Regions from separate parts of the Homo sapiens genome. Here region 2 is linked to region 1. Evidence: chromatin loops called from intact Hi-C (ENCODE). Cell type or tissue: endothelial cell of umbilical vein. All regions are shown on one strand. Links, peaks and the distances in the headings refer to the core of each region. The heading gives the core; the rest is flanking DNA. Region 1 overlaps NOVA1-DT (NOVA1 divergent transcript). Region 2 overlaps NOVA1-DT (NOVA1 divergent transcript).

Region 1 (4,406 bases), core at 136-4,135:
AGTGGTGCGATCTCAGCTCATCGCAACCTCTGCCTTCTGGGTTCAAGCTACTCTCCTGCCTCAGCCTCCCGAGTAGCTGGGACCACAGGCACACGCCACCACACCTGGCTAATTTTTTGTATTTTTAGTAGAGACGGCGTTTCACCGTGTTGGCCAGGCTGGTCTTGAACTCTGACCTCGTGATCCACCTGCCTCGGTCTCCCAAAGTGCCGGGATTACAGGCGTGAGCCACCGTGCCCAGCGATTGTATACATTCTTGAGAAGGTCAGAACTATTTCTGCTCTGATAAAGACAATGACATTATATATACCTTCACAGATAACAAACACCCTCGTGGCAACTTATTTCAATGAATGTTTTTTTCCTCTCTTATTAGAGCACGTTGCCAAAATGAACAAGAATTTAGAAAACAGCAGCATTTTGCTGGTAGGATCATTTCTAGTGAAAAACAAACAAACAAGTAACAACTGGATATACCCAGACTGCTGGGATTGGATATCTTATTAGTAATTTGCAACATCTGTGGACTCTGAGATTTCCCTGATGTGGCACAATTTACACTGTAAAATACTTGCTTTTGTTTATTAGGAAATTTACACTGGGTTTTGCCAGCTCACTTTACCAAAACCATCTGCATTTTTCTGCCCAGGTCCACCCATATGATAAAAATAAATAGATAAGAGTAGTTTTTGTTTCCTATAAAAAAAATTGTGTAAGGAAATACTTTGGCAGACAGTATGGTGTAGTACAGGTAACATGGCTGAATCTCACCACAGTAACTGAAAGCTATGATATTGCAGGTGAAACGTCAGCGAGAGACAACACAGGAATTCCTGTGATTCACTTCCTCTCCTCCCTAACCCACGTATGATTCTGAAAGGAGGTGGATTCTGTCATTTCCATAAAATCATTTTTCCATTTCTATGTTTATCAGTCCTAGTCTAGGTCAACAGAAAATACCATTTTTGGTGAGTTCTTCTATTTTGCTGCAAAACAAAGGAAGAAATGTTATTTATCTCATAATACAAACACACTCATAAATTCCTGTGCAATTTCTTTGTTAACAATAAATAGGCGGAAAATAGACATAATGAAATATTTGCATAGGACATATTAAGGTAAAATATACATTCCTGTGATATATGTGAAATAAAAATTCACCAGCAAGGTTGTCTGTAGATGGATTTTACTTTTTATTGTAATTCCCATTGAAAGCAAAGAAATATACAATCCTATTGATAAAGTCCACTTTTATTCATTTATTCAACAAACATTCTGTAGTACTTGCTATGTCCTAGAAAATACATTAACTCCTGTGACAGATACAGGACAAATAATATTCTATAGGGCACTTCTTGTAGTGAAGGAAATGGACATACAAATTAATTGTATGTGATACTGCTATGTTGGAGGTGTGTGCTATGGAAATACAAAGGCAGAATATTTATTTCTCTCTGACATGTGATTTCCGGTCACTAAAGTGACGTTGGAGTTAAGAATTAGAGAATGAGTTATATACACTAGGTGAATAGTCTTGGAAAAGCCATTTTTATGTAGACGAACAGCTTCATTTTTTAAAAAGGCACTGAGTGTGAATATGCACAGTATATTTAGAGGATAACAAACAGGTAAGAGATGTGTGCTCCAGTGGAAAAATCTCCGCTGGGGCTATATTATTTTCCGGGGCCCTCTATCTTACCTGTAGATAGAACTCTTTTTGTCAAAAAAAAAAAAAAAAAAAAAAAAACATCTTAAAGATTGCTGAATGTTTCTGTTTCTGGCTCCTACCTTTAAATGAACTATACTATTATTTAGGGGAAAGCACATCAATTAATTAACAGCCTTAAGGAATTAGGATATTTTATCAGGAAAAATACTAAAGAGAAAGCAACTTAAAAGATCAGTTAAAAATAGAACATTTTGATAACCACCATTTATTTGGACTCAATAGGCAGAAACCTATTACGGGATTCGATACAAGTAGTGTAAATGGGGCATGAAGGCTTCAGTGTATATATAGAATTGGAGATGCTTTCACTTTCCATTTGATGAAATTGAATTTCTCAGAATGGACTCTATATCTTTTTAATTCCATGATTTTCAGCAGGCAGAAGGACGATATCCTGTAATTTATGAAGATAGTTTATTATTATTTTTTATTAGCTCTCAGCTTTAGCAACCACTTTCTTCCCCCTCCCTCCCCAGCCATGTTGCTGCTGGTGATCCTTATAAGTGAAGCTGCTTTTCATTTTCATCTTCCTCAGAACAGCTGGTGCTTACACTACCCTAAACATTCATTGAGTCATTTCCTGCTGATAAATGTCTATATGTAGTCACGATTATCACCTATGCGTGTGATACTAAACTGTCCTCTCTCTTTTTAAACCAAGATAGCATTTGTACCAGCCTCTAATCTTATGTACCACTTTCTCCCCTTTCAGAACCAAGCTGGCAATTCTCATCTTGAATAGCTTTAAAATTGCTCATAGCAATCAATGACAACTGAGGCATCACTAAAGAATTTCTTTTATCTCCAAGCTCCAATTTAGATCTGTCATTAAGCTTGAGTAAGCTTGAACTGTCAGAACATTTTCCCTCATCACATGCTCTAAGCACAAAAAGTCAACTTCAAAATCAAATTTGTTCTGTCTCTTACTATACTTTGTAATGGTTTCATGTGAACAATAAACTTCACCGAAATAGTAGTGTCAATCTTTAGTAACTCAGATCACTATGGTTTCAAAAAGTAGTGAAATGCTGCCAAAACTCAAGTATGACGTATGGTAGATCATTCACTCACATTCAATTGCTCTTTGTTGTGCTTTAATATTAGGGGAAGGGGGACTTGGCAGGGGGTATGGAGATGAGGAGTCTCTTTCCTCCTTTTAGAGGAAAGGTTGTGTCATCTTTTTGGCAAGTCACTTTCCCTCCCTACGCCTTCCTTTCCATGCCTGTAACATGAGATAGTTTTATTACATGAATTCTAAGTCTCTGCCCATTCCTAATGTTGGCCTCTTAATAAATTCAACTTTTCATTGTGTGGTGTTATTCTTCTTCAAGAAATGGATTAGAAATGTTACCATACAGAGCTAGAAGTCATGAATTAATTAGGAAGCCCATCGTCCAAATCTAACTGTAAAATGCCTTGGTTTCATCTTCTGGAACAAAACGATTTTTTTTGGGGTTCTGCTGATGAACAGAAACTGTCTTTTAAAGATCACAGTTTCTATCTTGGAGATCTTTTCCACTGACAGATACTTCAGCCTCATCCACATATTTAAATGTACTTTGATCTTTCTTTGTTTTGCAAATTCCCTTTTGAAACAGTTTGTGTGAACTTTAGAGGTGCCAAACTGAGACTAAAGACCACTAAAATCTGGCAGAGCTATACATGTGAAGTATTCAGCAGCTCAAATATGTTTACAGAGTCCATGTTCAAAATAAGCGATTGCTTTTTTACAATTTCTTGTCAACTCCAAATTGAATTGTATTTCTTCTTGTATCTATAAAGGAAATAGGAAGCTTGATAATAATCACTTTTTAAATTTTATAAGTACCGTTGTGTTAATGTGAAGTTATTCTTTTCTCGTTTATCTTCCTGTTAAAAGATGGCCTTAACAGAAACATAATTCAGGTCATTATTACCATGATGTATTAGAGTGAGAAGAAAATTGATGATTTTTTTTTCCTTAGACATGGAGGTCTCACTCTGTTGCCCAGGCTGGAGTGCAGTGGCACGAACATGGCTCACTGTAACCTCGACCTCCTGGGCTCCAGCAATTCTCCTGCCTCAGCCTCTCAAGTAGCTGGGACTGCAGGCACGCACCACCACACCTCGCTAATTTTTGTATTTGTTGTAGAGATGGGGTTTTGCCCTATTTCCCAAGCTGGTCTTGAACTCCTGAGCTCAAGTGACCTGCTCACCTTGGACTCTCAGTGTTCTGGGATTACAGGTGTGAGCCACCATGCCCAGCCTTGGTGATCTTTTAAACCCAGAAATCAAGATCTTAAAACAAATATTCTAGCAGATGACCAGTGAAATTGAGGGTACCATTCTGTGATTTTTTTTCTTTCCTTTTCTTTGGCAGATCTTCTTTGTTATGGTTCTGTACTTTAGCCCAGATTCTCTTGGTATACTTGAAGTTTTCTCATCACTCATCCTTCATTGATTTAACTCTTAGCCTGACCAATGTATTAATGTTAAAATCTGATGGGAATTTTTACAATCTTCGCCACATTTCCTTGCTCCTAATCAAAATGTGTGTTGTTTCTTAAAGAGTCATTTGTTAATGGCTAACAATCTTTATTTATCTTATTTTATTCTATTATTTTTAATTATACTTTAAGTTCTGAGATACATATGCAGAATGTGCAGGTTTGTTACATAGATATACATGTGCCATGGT
Region 2 (4,406 bases), core at 281-4,280, 67 kb before region 1:
TCAGTGGTCTCATTATAAGAAGAGGAGCTAGGGCCGGTTGTGGTGGCTCACGCCTGTAATCCCCACACTTTGGGAGGCTGAGGCAAGCAGATCACTTGAGGTCAGGAGTTTGAGGCCAGCCTGGCCAACATAGTGAAACCCCATCTCTACTAAAAATACAAAAATTAGCCAGGATGGTGCTAGGTGCCTATAATCCCAGCTACTCGGGAGGCTGAGGCAGGAGAATCTCTCGAACCTGGGAGGCAGAGGTTGCAGTGAGCTGAGATTGTGCCACTGCACTCTAGCACTCTAGCCTGGGCAATAGAGTGAGACTCAGTCTCAAAAAAAAAGAAAAAAAAGGAGCCAGTACACAGATAGGTATACAGAGGAAAGACCATGTGAAGATACTGGAAAAAGGCCACTATCTCCAAGCCAAGGAAAGAGGCTCTCAGAAGAAACTAACCCTGTCAACATCTTGATCTAGGACTTTCAGCCCTAGAAATGAGAGTAAATGAATTTCTGTTGTTTAAACCACCTGGTCTGTGGTACTTTGTTATGGTAGCCCTAGTAAACAAATATGCTTACCATTTGGTAAAAATGATACTCCAGAAGGATGTGGTACACTTATCATACCTTCATTTATCCTCAGTTATACCACCATAGTCTCCTAGGAGACAGAGAAAGAAATAAGCATACCTTGTTGCCTTCCTTGGAAAAAAGACTCAGTGTGGAAACAAAAAGATAACAATATTTTGAGGCACTATTCAAAATGCACGTTAGGTTAACTATCTATACTAACTCGCCATTGATAGTAATAAATTTTTGGTTTAGAAATTAAGACTATCATTATCAGAATTCTGTATTTATTCTTAAGCAGATGCCTTGATTCCTGTTTAAGGCTCAAGAGCGTGTACCAAGTATTGCTGTCAGCCTCTTAGGAGTAGACTGAAGCCAAGAAACCTAGGTGATAAGGAGAACAATGCAACATCCCTTGTGGTGAAAGGAGCCTTTGTTCATTTAAGATAAAAACCATGCAAACATCTGTGTACTTATTTTCCTTACCAGTAAACAGTCAGAACAGAATACTTCATTTAATAACTAAATTCTTATTTTTTTTCTGGGCTAAATGCAATGACCATATGTGTTGGCCACATCTGTACCCTGAGTATAGTGGAGACATACAAAAATAAATCTAGTAAATGGAAAGATGAGAATAAAAATATAGCCTGAATTAAAATAGTGTTCCGTGTTATTAAAGTGAGTAAATGTTAGTGCAACAAATATGAGATATGTCATTTGTACATTTTTAGCAAGCATTCACAGACCTAAGACATAAATTGATCAGCACCTCTCCATAATGGACTGAAAGATCTAACTTTCCTGCAGACTTGGGAAATTATTCAGAATATAAATATAACAATTTATTTATTGACTTTGCATCCCAGGAAATATCAAGAAGAATTGTCTGATATAAATGTAGACCTTGGCCTTGCTAAAATCAATATTTATCTCTTGGGTCAATCAATTTATTGACGTTCACCTCAAAGAGAAGTCAGTATGTGTGTAATATCACTGTGGACAAAATTTCAACATAGAAATGTTATAATGCTGAATTTAGTTTTGTTTCCCTGAAAACTTGTTTGTCCTGTCTGATTTTATATGGTCCTATCAGGTTCAAAATAAGAGAGTTTAAATATATTAAATATTTTAGACTATTGTTTCTCATATCACTTAGCAAAAGCAAAAATTATTGCCTTAATGTTGTTTAAAATTGAGTAAGTCCAAAGCAACTCTTACCAGTTTAATTTCTTATAGTGAAATTTTCATCAGATGCATAGAAATCATTTAAAGCTATGAATTGTAATTACAAATTTCCCAAAGAAACAATGTCATAATTTTAAAATAAGTAAGGGCAAAGAACTATGGTGAGTAGAGGTAAAAACTTCTAAAATTATTTTATATGGCAATCATCAACTGGTTAATTGTGGTAATGTAGAAAAGCACACATCACATATGAACACAGAATTCAAGCTAATGTCACAAGCTAACGAAAAGCAGCAAATTTGCTGTCCATCTACTTGACATATATGTTATTTGAGCTAATCATTTCTACTTTGCAGCTGATGTCTACCTTCATTACAGAAACTTATGCCTGTCTTTAAATATATTTGATTTATTTTCCCAGTACACTGAATTCATGTGTATTTTTCTTTTTACAGTAGCAAACCAAATATATTGAATATTTTTATGTACTCTCCTTGCAACTAATATATATCTTGCTTAAACTATATATGGCAATCATACATAAATAATCACACATGGTTGATGAATTGCCTGCTTACTTTTCTTTGCTGTGGATAATTCAAATGTTAGCTGTAACATACCTACCAAAACTTTCCATCCCACTCTTTTCTATGAAATTATATTAATTGTCAGGAACAATCAAAATAAAAAGGTTTGTAAAGGCAAATTCACTCTCAAGAGATTTTATATAGACAGAATATGATATATATTACCTAGGCCTACAGGTGAGGCCAATGGATTTGGCATTTACTTTCATATTTCAAGCCATAGGGCAGGAATACATTCACCAAGTTGATTCAGATCCTAAAGTTCTTCTTCTATGCTCTAATCTGTAAGACTGAAACATGGCTATTTCTTTCCTCCTTCTACTTCTTGTCTCTTGGCAATGTGATTGAAGTACAAGGAAATCAACCCTCTTGACTTAACTATGTGACTCACATCCTACTTACTTACTGATTTTGACCACTAGCTTAGCCCAAACTTCCTTCCTTTTATTTTCTGTGGTTCACTTAAATCCTGAAACTTGAGTGATTTAATATTCATGTTTTCACTGGGCTTGTGGACTAATTATATAATAAGTAACCTTCCCAAAATATATTGGCATAGAGAGCTAAAATCCTTTTCCTGACACTTCAGACATTACAATAGTATCTACATGACAGATATTGTGCAAATTAACTACAATTGTCCTTTTCCTTCTCATTGAGTCTTTTTTTTTCCCCTTACATTTATATATTTGCCTAATGTAGCTTCAGATTGTTTCTTCCACAAAAACTACTTTTATTACATCTGGTTAAAACATGTAATACTAATTTAAAGGGCTATGTTAATTTTTTGTTAACTTTTTAAATGGAACTTACTATGTTTTAGTTGGTTAGTTTGTTTTATCATAGAAATAATCTTAAGCTCTGAGCAAAGATTTTTCTGCTTTTAGTTACAGAAATTCTGATAGGAGTATAATGTAAGGTAATACACTTAAAATATTAACTGGTTAAAATAAATTTTGGATTAAAGTTTTTGGAAAATCAGGTAATATTTATGCTTTCAAAATTTAAGAGTTTTATATCTATACTTAGCCATCAGTTCTTCAGAGTCCTTCCCTTGCCCTCACATTGGAATCTTTATTTGTATTATTCCCTTTTCTTGTTCCATGCTATTTTCTTCAATGAACTTATCACAATTTGTAATCCTATATTTATTTATATTTTCATTTGTTCAATAAAGAATTGTCTTCTGGGCCTGTGCGGTGGCTCACGCTTGTAATCTCAGCACTTTGGGAGGCCGCAGTGGGCAGATCAACCCAAGGAGGTCAGGGGTTTGAGACCAGCGTGGCCAACATGGCAAAACCCCGTCTCTACTAAAAATACAAAAATTAGCAGTGTGTGGTGGTGCCTGCCTGTAGTCCCAGCTACTTGGGAGGCTGAGACAGGAGAATTGCTTGAACCGGGGAGGCAGAGGTTGCAGTGAGCCAAGATTGAGCCACTGCACTCCAGCCTGGGACAGAGTGAGATCCATTTAAAAAAAAAAAAAAAAGTCTTCTTAACTAGTTTACAAACTTGAAGAGCTCAGGAATCATATAGACTTTATTCATCAATGTAAATGCTGGGCATAGGAGAGTATTACAGTATCTGACACAATAAATGTTTGTTAAAGGAATTAAATAAGAATGATAGTGAAGTAACAGAAATGAGGTAAAAAAGAGAGAAGGAGAAGGAAATGAAGAGGAGGAGGAGAGGAGAGGAGCAAGGAGGTGGCATTGAGGAAGGGAAAGGAGGAGGAGGAGAAAAAGGAAGAAAGGAAGGAGGGAAGGAGGAGAAAGAAGAGGAGGAGATGGAAAAGGAGGAGGACAGCTAGAGGAGAGCATGGTAATTTTTATGAACTGTATATGCACTAGCTATTTAATCCTCACAACAGAACTATCAGATAGTTTCCACTGAAGAAAAGGTTAGCATAAAAGGTTAGTAACTTGCTTATGGTGACATCCCAAATGGCAGAGCTGGATCTTGAATTCAGGCATAATGACCTCAATTTGGCCAGTTGTGCCCTATTCTGAATGGAAAGACTATGAAATATTTCCCAAGCTGTTTGTGACACTCATTGCATCTTTTCCCAAGGCAGCTACG

What was found. Peaks named below come from ENCODE experiments on the same cell type or tissue, not always from the same donor. Only the 100,000 strongest peaks of a DNase experiment are listed, where the experiment ranks them.
Region 2: a loop joins it to region 1, with 2.0 times the contacts of the local background. A loop is called at or near these places in 1 of 110 quality-filtered maps.

Annotation. Positions count from the first base shown.
Region 1 is chr14:26,773,577-26,777,982 of GRCh38, forward strand. The region is part of intron 3 of NOVA1-DT (NOVA1 divergent transcript); the gene reads left to right. LINC02294 (long intergenic non-protein coding RNA 2294) reads right to left here. Exons shown (of 4, transcript NR_110033.1): 4 at 1,919-2,123. Among named protein-coding and RNA genes, the nearest start is that of LINC02293, 34 kb to the right of the region's middle. In endothelial cell of umbilical vein, for the core only: no CTCF peak of the experiment used is centred there; DNase peaks (open chromatin) are centred at 845 and 2,495; H3K27ac peaks cover 3,083 bases.
Region 2 is chr14:26,706,491-26,710,896 of GRCh38, forward strand. All of the region lies in intron 2 of NOVA1-DT (NOVA1 divergent transcript), which reads left to right. Among named protein-coding and RNA genes, the nearest start is that of LINC02293, 100 kb to the right of the region's middle. In endothelial cell of umbilical vein, for the core only: no CTCF peak of the experiment used is centred there; a DNase peak (open chromatin) is centred at 2,691; H3K27ac peaks cover 387 bases.